Regions from separate parts of the Homo sapiens genome. Here region 1 is linked to region 2. A link is a loop called in an ENCODE intact Hi-C map of the cell type or tissue named here. Cell type or tissue: ascending aorta. All regions are shown on one strand. Each heading gives the region's core, and the rest is flanking DNA. Links, peaks and the distances in the headings are about the cores only.

Region 1 (5,370 bases), core at 249-5,248, 310 kb after region 2:
GTGGCTAATGCCTGTAATCCTAGCACTATGGGAGGCTGAGGTGGGCAAATTGCTTGAGCTCAGGAGTTCAAGACCAGCCTGGGCAACATGGTGAAACCCCATCTCTACAAAAAATACAAAAACAATTAGCTGGGCGTGGTAGCGCACACCTATAGTCCCAGATACCTGGGAAGCTGAGGTGGGAGGATCGCCTGAGCCCAGGAGGTCGAGGCTGTAGTGAGCTGAGATCGTGCCACTGCACTCCAGCCTGGGTGACAAAGTGCGACCCCGTCTCAAAATAATAAATAAGAGGGCTGGCCGGGTATGGTGGCTCACACCTGTAATCCTAGCACTTTGGGAGGGCAAGGCGGGCGGATCACCTGAGATCAGGAGTTCGAGACCAGCCTGGCCAACATAGTGAAACCCTGTCTCTACAAAAATACAAAAATTAGCCGGGCATGATGGCAAGTGCCTGTAATCCCAGCTACTCAGGAGGCTGAGGTGGGAGAATCACTTGAACCCAGGAGGTAGAGGTTGCAGTGAGCCGAGATTGTGCCATTGCACTCCAGCCTGGGCGACAGAGCAAGACTGTGTCTCCGGGAGGAGGGGCGGGGTGGGGAAGAGGGGCTGAGTGCCTCTGTTTCACACATTGTTGCAACCAGATAACAATGATTCAAACAATGCTCTCCCCACTTAAAATGTTTCCTATTTTTTTTTAATTTAAAGTTTAAAAGGTTAAAAGTCGAAAAGTTTTACATTTGGAGTTTAAAAGGTTAGCTATACAATCTGAATAACCAAAGAGCATCTGTACTTAAATCACATTCATCCATCTTCTATCATTGAAGTTTTTAACAATCTCAAATCCTACAGAATATGCCTGTTGAAACTAACAGCACTGTTCAATAAAACAGGCTTCCAAATAAACCGCTGTGAAGGAACAGAAATGGAAGCTGCAAAGAAGCTATTCCTAATCACCTTAAAGCCTCCTTCTAACCATGGTTCTAGGAAACAGACAACAAATTTCAATCTTACATTCCCCCACCCTCTTAATACTAGGAACAAGATGATGCTGGTGTGTTCTAACAATCTAACTTAGCCAGGAAATTTAGCCTTCATCAACTGAGTAGTTTCTGTGTACCAGAACCTAGCATAAGTTCTTTTTTAGATAGGGTCTCGCTCTGTCATCCAGACTGCGGTGCAGTGGCGCAGTCATAGCTCCCTACAACCACAGCTTCCTGGGCTCAAGGGACCCTCCTGCCTCGGACTCCCAAAGTGCTGGGATTACAGGCATGAGCCACCGCACCCAGCCAGTATAAATTCTTTACAAGCACTCCAGATTCAAAATATTTGTGGGTGTGGGTATTAAAAACTCCATTTGATAGAGGCCAACTCCTAGAAAAAGTAACTTGACAAAGTCAGGTCTGTATGACTGCGAAACCTGTGCTTTTAACCACCACGGCTTATAATCTAGTGAAAATTCTTGAGATGGAGAGAATAAATAAATGGATGACTGAGTAAGTGAATAAAAGCACACTAGCTGGGCTTGGTGGCTCATGCCTGTAATTCCAGCACTTTGGGAGGCTGAGGTTGGCAGATCACTTGAGGCCAGAGTTTGAGACCAGCCTGGCCAACGTGGTGAAACCCCATCTCTACAAAAAATATTACAAAAAAATTATCTGGGTGTGGTGATGCATGCCTGTAGTCCCAGCAACTCGAGAGGCTGCAGTGGGAGGATTGCTTGAGCTGGGGAGGTGAAGGCTGCAGTGAGTCAAAATTGTGCCACTGCACTCCAGCCTGGGTGATAGCAGGAGACCCTGTCTCGGAAAAAAAAAAAAAAAAAAAAAAGAAGGCACACTGATCACTGATTATCTGGAGGACTTCCAAAGGTTTCTAAAGGTAATAAAGATCCACTCATATAAAATACCAGGGAACTTTAAATTGGCAAAGAGAATAATGGGGCACTCTGATAGCTATTTTCAAATAGCTATAGAGCTACCTATTGACTATAGAGCAGGCTTCTTTTACATGGCTCCAAAGGGTCACATTGGGAGCGATAAGAGAGACGGAAGGCTAACTGAGACAACTGCTCCTATCTCTTTCACCTCAAAGAGCCCCAGATTTAGTTCAATCCTTCCATTTACAACAGTGGATGTGGAGGGTAAGCTTTTGCAGTAGCATCACCCCACCTCCTTGCTGAGTGACGTGGATTCAATCTCACTCCCTATTTTTTAAGACAAACTCTGGTTTACAGAATTTCAGAATACCTCCTTGAGATAACTGAAGGCTCTCTAGGGTGTCACAAAATTGGAACTCTTGCAAAATGAATTCTAAACCTTCCTAGTAAGAAAATCAGGGTTTGGGGTGCATGCCAAGAGCTGGGCCAGACTGCTGATAGAAACAACACTTCAGGCATCTGAAGGGTTACTGGGCATATTTCTCATGGAAATGCCATTCTCCTGAGTGGCCTGCCAGATATCTCATGCCCCCAGTCAGACGTGTGTCACTCTTCAGGGAGTTATTGGGTGCACTTTCAGCAACAGGTCCTTGAAAAGGAGAAAGTAACAACACCCAACATCCATCTTCTTCCGGAGGCACTTACCTATTAGCAGGCTGAACTGAAAAAAGCATCTAGCCAGAGGAATTCAATCCCTGAGAACAATCTCCACATGTGTGCCTCTAAGTTTATTTATTTATTTTTACTGAAATGGAGTCTTACTCCGTCACCCAAGCTGGAGTGCCGTAGCGCAATCTTGGCTCACTACAACCTCCGCCTCCTCAGTTCAAGCCATTCTCCTGCCTCAGCCTCCTGAGTAGCTGGGATTATAGGCATGAGCCACCATGCCCAGCAAGTTTTTGTATTTTTAGTAAAGACGGGATTTCACCATGTTGGCCAGGCTGTTCTTGAACTCCTGACTTCCAGTGATCCACCTGCCTTGGCCTCCCAAAGTGCTGGGATTACAGGTGTGAGCCACCGTGCCCGGCCACCTCTTAAGTTTAGAGTCCAACTGGGTCAAAAATGGAACAGAGATTCCCTAGGAGTGGCTGGGCATGGTGGTAGCTGCTCTGCACAATTATTCAAAACTTCACGACCACTCTGCAAGGTAAGGGTTATTTAGACCCATTTTACAGTTGAGAAAACAGAGACTCATGGAGATTCACAGCCAGCACTTAGTGTACGGTGATCTTTGAATGCCAAAGCCCCATGCTCTTTCCCCTGCATGGTCTATCTCCTCCACGAAGAAATGCCACTGCCATACACAAAGGACTGGGCCAGCCTGAAACACCTTCACCTTGGCCTTTTAGACTGATTTTAAAAAAATGAACAACATAGTCCATTGCTTTGTACCTCATAGTTTGCTTAAAAACACACCTGATTTTTGGTCTTGATATTAATCATGGCAAAGTTTATAAATAATAGTTTATGCCCGTGGTGCACTGGGGAGAAATGGTGCCTGGCAACTACCTCTGGTCTCTCGGCTTTTCAGACACAGGGCATAAAGAGGAAACTCCCGACTGTGGCAGAGTAGGAAGCTGCATCTGTCACTGCCTCTGCTCCCCACTCGGCTGTAAGCCCAGTCCACAGACCCTGTCCAAGTCCACTGGGGCAAGAAAAAGAGTAGAATGGAAGCCAGGGGATAGGTAAGAGCCAAAAGAAGGGCCTTCTATCAGCTGGGAAGATGGTTGGGTTCCAGGGCCTGACGTGCAGTGGGCACTCAATGTATTTGCTGAACAAAAACAGTTTCCAATAATGTACTGGGCCAATGTTCCTTTCTATTTTCTCAAATTGAGCTGAGACGCAGACTATCTCTGTGGTAGAGATTCTCATTTCTCCTTACACTGTGCTGCTCACACTAGTGTGTGAGGAGGTGAGGCTCAGAAGGCCTTGTTCATACTTTGGCAGTACTATATCATAAGCCTTTTAAAAACCGCCAGATGAAGTCCTAATTCCCTCTGTAGGTACTGAATGAGGTACAGTTATTTACGTACACATACAACAAATATTCTACTAGGCTAAGTTCCTAGAAGGCAAGAGTCTTGGTTTGTTTTTTTTTAATGAATTTATGAATCACCCCAAGGCCACATAACAAACTGGCAGCAGAGCTAATACTAGGACCAAAGTCGTCTCCCGCCCTCAATGAACTTCCAATCTATTTGGTAACAGAAGACATATCCACAATAAACAAAGCTCATCTAGGTACCACATGAGCAAGTACCAGCTATGCAACAATGGAAAAAGGTAAGAATATTCTATCTTCTGTGGGAACAGCAGGGAGGGCTACTTACTGACCCTACGCTGTCAACTTCAAATATTCTCTTTTGGTCTCCATAAACAACCTTATAAATGTAAAGTTACTTATCTAGATTTTAGAGTCAGAAAATATGTTCACTAGAGTTGTACCATCTAGTATAGCCGTTTAAACCTTTTAAATGCTTGGTAACACATCTAATAAAGGAAATAAAAAACAGAACCCAGCCTGTTGGATTCACTGCCTTTTTTTGTCTTTTTTTTTTTTTTTCAAAGTGCCTGGACACCAGCCCTAGTGATTTTGATTTAACTGGACTGGAAGCAGGTGGGGTGGTGGGGAACCAGGCATCGGAACTCGGTTTTCTAGTTGGTTTTTTGAGACAGCGTCTCACTGTGTTGCCCAGGCTGGAGTGCAATGGTGTAATCATGGCTCACTGCAGCCTCGACCTCCCTGGGCTCAGGTGATTCTCCCATCTCAGCCTCCCAACTAGCTGGGACTACAGGTGTGTGCCACCGCGCCCAGATAATATTTTGTAGAGACGGAGTTTTGCCATGTTGCCCAAGCTAGTTTCAAACTCCTGGGCTCAAGCAATCTGCCAAACTCGGCCTCCCAAAGCATTGGGATTACAAGTGTGAGCCACCATGTCTGGCCTTTTTAAAAAACAGTTAACACCAGCCAGGTGCAGTGACTCATGCCTGTAATCCCAACACTTTGGGAAGCCCAGATGGGAGGACTGCTTAAGGCCAAGAGTTTTGAGACCAGCCTAGAAACATAGTGAGACCCCAACTTTTAAAAAATTTTTTTAATTTTTTTTTTTTTTTGAGATGGAGTTTCGCTCTTGTTGCCCAGGCTGGAGTGCAATGGTGCGATCTTGGTTCACTGCAAACTCCACCTCCTGGGTTCAAGTGATTCTTCTGCCTCAGCCTCCTGAGTAGCTGGGATTAACATATATGTGCCACCAAGCCCGGCTAATTTTGTACTTTTAGTAAAGAGGGGGTTTCTCCATGTTTGTCAGGCTGGTCTTGAACTCCCGACCTCAAGTGATCTGCCCACCTCGGCCTCCCAAAGTGCTGGGATTACAGGTGTGAGCCACTGTGCCCGGCGTTAATGTTTTATGTAAAAAAAAAAAAAAAAAAAAAAAAAA
Region 2 (5,370 bases), core at 277-5,276:
TTGTATACACGTACACACCATCACCATGACATACACACACAACCCCAGTGACACCCAGCATTACACAAACACATCCAACCATGACAACAGAACAGTACAGTGACATAGCACCTTCACAGATCTTCCCCCAACACAACATCACTCTGACACATATACGATCCCAGCGTCAGGACACAATCACATGGGCACACACATCTCACTGCCAGACCAGCATGCTGCACAGAACCACACACATCACACCATCATGATCACACACAGCACACCAGAACATCACACAATTGTACACTGACACACAATCACATTGTCACAGCAGCCCATGACATGTAGCATTGTGACAAATGTAGCATGCTGACACACACCATCACACTGACACACAATCCATCAAGTGACACACAGTAGCACACACTGACACAACCCCACCGTAATGTGTGAACCCCCTGACACAACAGCACACTGACACAAATCCACAGAGGACTCCAGCACACACACACATAGTCACACAAACACCCAACCCCCGCACCCCTGCCCTTGCCCCAGGAAGCTGTGTTAGATGTGGGACGGTGGGGGAGGGATGCGCTGTGTGTGTGTGTGTGTGTGTGTGTGTGTGTGTTTGTGTGTGCGCCAGCGCAGGCTGTGCCTCCCCCTCCCAGCCCTTCCCCGGGGGCGGGGCCGTGCGGCAGCCGCTGTTACCGGGTAAACTTCCCCGCCCCCCCCAGCGCGGCCATTAGTCAACCCCCCCCAGGATGATGTCATCGCCTCATTCTGGAGGCTGAGTAATCCTCAACTCCGCCCCGCCAGGTACCAGGGTAGGGGCGGGCCGCACCTGGGCTCACCAAGTCTGGAGCTGGGGTCTGGAGCTGCAGGCGGCTCTGCCTTGGGTCTCCCGGGAGGGAGGGGACTGAGGAATTGGGCCTCTCTGAAGTGGCCCAGCCATGCACGTTACGGTCTCTCGAGGCTGGGGGCTCCCAGTCTGGATCCACGGGGCCAAGTAAAGGTGCTGCAGGGCTGGATCTTCCAGACCTGGGGGTCTGGGACTGGGGAGGGCCCCCCAACCTCTCCACTACTCCCTCCTCCCCAGCCACATCACTGTGAGGGGCTGGGTCGCTTGGCCAGGTGTCTGGGGAATCAGAGACACGGGGCTTGGACTTCTGGGGTCCTTGGCACTATGAGGCCTGGGACCCTGGCGCAAGGTGGGGGGTCGGTGCCAACAGGTAAGGAAAGCGGCTCTGAAGTCAGATGCCCACGTCCTGGGAGATCAACCACCTGGACCCTGGGGAAAAGGGCTCAGAGGGGTGGGAAGTGGGCAGGTCTGCACCTTGGAGCTGGGCAGGTGGTCCCACCTAGGTAAACTGGACACCTGAGGGTCTGGTGACTGTTAGGGACAGGAGTGTCTCCCAGCATCAATGTGGTGAGGGCCAAGATGCCCAGGAGCTCTGTAACATCTCAGGGTCGGGAGCCCAAAGGCCTGAGTCCGTGTTTCTTGTGGGAGTGGGATGTTCAGCCCTAGTTTTCCTGGGATCAGACATGACTGTGTCCCCTTCTGGGGGGACCCTGAGTTCTTGTGTCCCGGGGCTGGGACATCTGCATCTCCTAAGAGGAGGGGGCTCATCTCCTTGTTTTCACGGGGCCAGGCATGCCTGGGTCCTTTGGGGGTGCAGTGACACCCTATTTTTATAAGGCCAGGACGCCTGGGTTGTTTTCTGGGAGGGAACTTCAACCGTTATGTTCCAGAGCCACGATACCTGCGGGGCGGGGAGCGGGGGAGCGGGAAACAACCAGTCCCTGTCTTCACGGAGTCAGGATGCTCAGGTCTCCTTGTGGGAGGGGGACCCTTGGTGGCACAAGGCCAACTCCAGGGTGCCATTCTGGGGGTAGGAACAGAATGCACAACCCCGTTTCCAGCCCATCCCAACTGCCCATCCTCACCCGAGAGTGCGGGACAGGGGAGCAGGGAGGTGGATGGTGCACAGCCCGGGTATCACCCCAGCCGGTCGCAGGTTTGCAGGCCGCGCGCCCGGCAGCTCCCCGGGGCCCGGTTCCCCGCCCCCCGCGCCGAGGGCTCCCCCAGATCCGGGCGGACGCGGCGGTGGCCAATGAGCGCGCTCGCCGTCTCCGGGAGCTGGGCCGGCTCTGCCCGCCTGGCATTGGGCACGCGGTGGGCAGCGGCGGGCGGGGCCTGGGGGGTCCTCGCGCCTGGTTGGGCCAGGCTTGTTGCTGGGTAACGGGGCGGCGAGTTTCCCCTGGCAACGGCGGCGGGTACCGCTCACTGGCTGGCCGGGAAGGAGGGGGGGCGCGGGCGCAGGCAGGCCCCGCAGACCCCAGCAACAGCGCGCGGCCCCCGCCCCGCCGGGAAGCGGTAACCTTCACACGCGCGCCGGCCGCTCGGACCCTGCGGACGCCCGCGCCCCCGCCCAGCCCCCACCCGGCCCCGGTCCAGCCTCCCGGCCTGCAGGGCCGGCCACACCGAGGGGACCCGGGAGACCCCTTCCCCACCGCGGAAAGCCAGGACTCAGGCCCTGCGGTGAAAAGTTAAGTCCTTCCCAACTCCCTCTCCCCAGGCTGCGAAATCTGCTTGCCCAGAATGGCAGACAAGATCTTGGAGACGAGACGGTTTTAGGTCTGCAGTCAACCAGCTCTATTTTGTCTCACCAGCACTTCACATCCGGCTTACTACCTCCGGGCACTATTCTAAGTATGTTACAAATACGAACTCATTTTATCTTCACAATATTTTTGGTCCTGCCTGTGCAGATCCCTTTTGGACAGTGAGGGAAACTGAGGCACAGAGCGGAGAAGCTGCTTGCTCAAGGTCATCATTTGAACCCATGTCGGAGTTATCGTTCCTCTGTGCTGTGCGCCCGTGGGAGAGGCATTAACACTCAAAATACGAAACTGCACAGAGTCAAGAAAACGCACTCGTGGACGGCCTGCGGACCACTAGTTTGAGACCCCAGCCTCAACATGAGCATCTGTGCAAATAGACACGAACTGTCCTCCTCCCAGAAGTAGACCTGGGCATCCTGACCCCATGAACACAGGGACTTGCTGTCTCTCCCCAAACTGGATTCAGGCATCATGGCTTTTGAACACAGGGCTGATGATCCTTCCCAGAAGAGAATGCAGGCATCTTGGCCCCATAAAAATAGGGGTCCTGGGCCGGGCTCAGTAGCTCACGGCCTGTAATCCCAGAACTTTGGGAGGCCTAGGCCGGTGGATCACCTGGGGTCAGGAGTTCAAGACCAGCCTGGCCAACATGGCTAAACCCTGTCTCTATTAAAAATACAAAAATTAGCCGGGCGTGGTGGTGCACACCTGTAGTCCCAGCTACTCAGGAGGCTGAGGGAGGAGAATCGCTTGAACCTGGGAGGCATAGGTTGCAGTGAGCCAAGATCGCACCACTGCACTCAAGCATGGGTGACAGGGCAAGCAAGACTCCATCTCAAAAAAAAAAAAAAAGTAAAAAAAAAAAAAATTAGCCAGGCATGGTGGCACATGCCTGTAGTCCCAGCTACTCGGGAGGCTGAGGCAGGAGAATCGCTTGAACTGGGAGGAGGCTGAGGCAGGAGAATCGCTTGAACTGGAAGGAGGCTGAGGCAGGAGAATTGGGAGGCATAGGTCGCAGTAAGCTGAGATCATGCCACTCTGCACTCCAGCCTGGGTGACAGAGTGAGACTGCGTCTCAAAAAAAAAAAAAAAAAATAGGGGTCCAGGCCGGGTCCAGTGGTTCATGCCTGTAATCCCAGTACTTTGGGAGGCTGAGGTGGGAGGATCATTTGAGCCCAGGAGTTTAAGACCAGCCTGGGCAAAATGGTGAAACCTCATTTTTACTAAAAATACAAAAATTAGCTGGGCGTGGTGGCACAGGCCTGTAGTCCCAGCTAATCAGGAGGCTGAGGCAGGAGGATCACCAGAGCCTGGGAAGCGGAGGTTGCAGTGAGCCAAGATCACACCGCTGCATTCAAGCGTGGGTGATAGAGTGAGACCCTGTTCTCATAAAAGAGGCGGAGGGGTCCTTAGCTAGAGGTTTCCTTGCTTGGATTCTCAGAGAGTCAACGGACTCCCACACTGGTAATAGTAATGACAAGTAACATATATTAAACATCCATCATGCCCCAGTACTTTTATTGTTTAATTTTTTTTTGTTTATTTATTTATAAAACAGGGTCTTTTTATTTTATTTATTTATTTTTTTGAGACAGAGTCTCGCTCTGTCGCCCAGGCTGGAGTGCAGTGATGGGATCACAGCTGTCTGTGGTCTTGTCCTCCTGGGCTCCAGCCATTCTCCTTCCTCAGCCTCCCAAGTAACTGGGTCCACAGGTGCACACCACCACGCCTGATTATTTTTTAAATTTTTTGTAGAGACAGGGGTCTCACTATGTTGCCTAGGTTGGTCTGGAACTCCTGGGCTCAAGCAATCCTCCTGCCTCAGTTTCTCAGAATGCTGGGATTACAGGCATGAGCCACTGTGTGCCTAGCCCAATGTTTTATTGTTATTCACATTCTGACTGCACATCCTATGAGGTAGGGACCTGTGCTGTCTCAACTCACAGATGAGGAAACTGAGGCACAGAGCTGTGACCACTTCCCCAACATCACCCACAGGTGGCAGAGGGGATTCTAAGTCAGGCCATCTGGACTCACAGCCCACAGTCTTTCATGAGGGCTGCATGCGGGCTTAGGAAACCAAGGCAGGCGAATGGGTTCAGGCCAGGAGTTGGAAACATGCCTGGGTAGGCAACACAGTGAGACCTCATCTCTACAGAAAATTTAAAAATTAGCCAGGTGTGGTGGTGTGCACCTGTAGTCCCAGCTACTCGGGAAACTGAGGTGGGAGAATTGCTTGAGCCTAGGAGGTGGAAGCTGCAGTGAGCTGTGATCATCAGCTGTGATCATGCCACTGCACTCCAGCCTGGGCAACAGAGCAAGACCCTGTCAAAAAAAAAAAAAAAAAAAGAGGCAGCCCTTGACCCACCCACAAACTTCTTTTTCTTTGCCCACAAGGGTTTTGTGTTGTTGTTGTTTTGGGGGTGGGGGTCGGTTTTTTATTTTTGAGGCGGAGTCTTGCTCTGTTGCCCAGGCTGCAGTGCAGTAGCGCGATCTCGGCTCACTACAACCTCCGCCTCCCGGGTTCAATCGATTCTTCTGCCTCAGCCTCCAGAGTAGCTGGGATTACAGGCATGTGCCACCACACCCAGCTAATTTTTGTATTTTTAGTAGAGACGAGGCTTTGCCATGTTGGCCAGGCTGGTGTTTTGTTTTGCTTTTGAGAAAGGGTCTCGCTCTGTCGCCCAAGCTGGAGTGCAATGGTGCGATCACAGCCTACTGCAGCCTCGACCTCACAGGCTCAAGCGTTCCTCCCACCCCAGCCTC

Evidence for each region. Hi-C counts contacts between places; a loop is a spot of excess contacts. Peaks named below come from ENCODE experiments on the same cell type or tissue, not always from the same donor. Only the 100,000 strongest peaks of a DNase experiment are listed, where the experiment ranks them.
Region 1: a loop joins it to region 2, with 10 times the contacts of the local background. A loop is called at or near these places in 1 of 110 quality-filtered maps.

The regions. Positions count from the first base shown.
Region 1 is chr19:46,929,592-46,934,961 of GRCh38, reverse strand. The region is part of intron 2 of ARHGAP35 (Rho GTPase activating protein 35); the gene reads right to left. Among named protein-coding and RNA genes, the nearest start is that of ARHGAP35, 71 kb to the right of the region's middle. In ascending aorta, for the core only: no CTCF peak of the experiment used is centred there; a DNase peak (open chromatin) is centred at 2,413; H3K27ac peaks cover 3,101 bases.
Region 2 is chr19:47,236,596-47,241,965 of GRCh38, reverse strand. It overlaps LOC124904731 (a long non-coding RNA gene), which reads left to right. Exons shown (of 2, transcript XR_007067278.1): 2 at 2,559-3,291. Among named protein-coding and RNA genes, the nearest start is that of BBC3, 8.1 kb to the right of the region's middle. RefSeq lists silencers at 502-621, 2,006-2,335 and an enhancer at 45-846. In ascending aorta, for the core only: no CTCF peak of the experiment used is centred there; DNase peaks (open chromatin) are centred at 725 and 2,215; H3K4me3 peaks cover 2,149 bases; H3K27ac peaks cover 2,264 bases.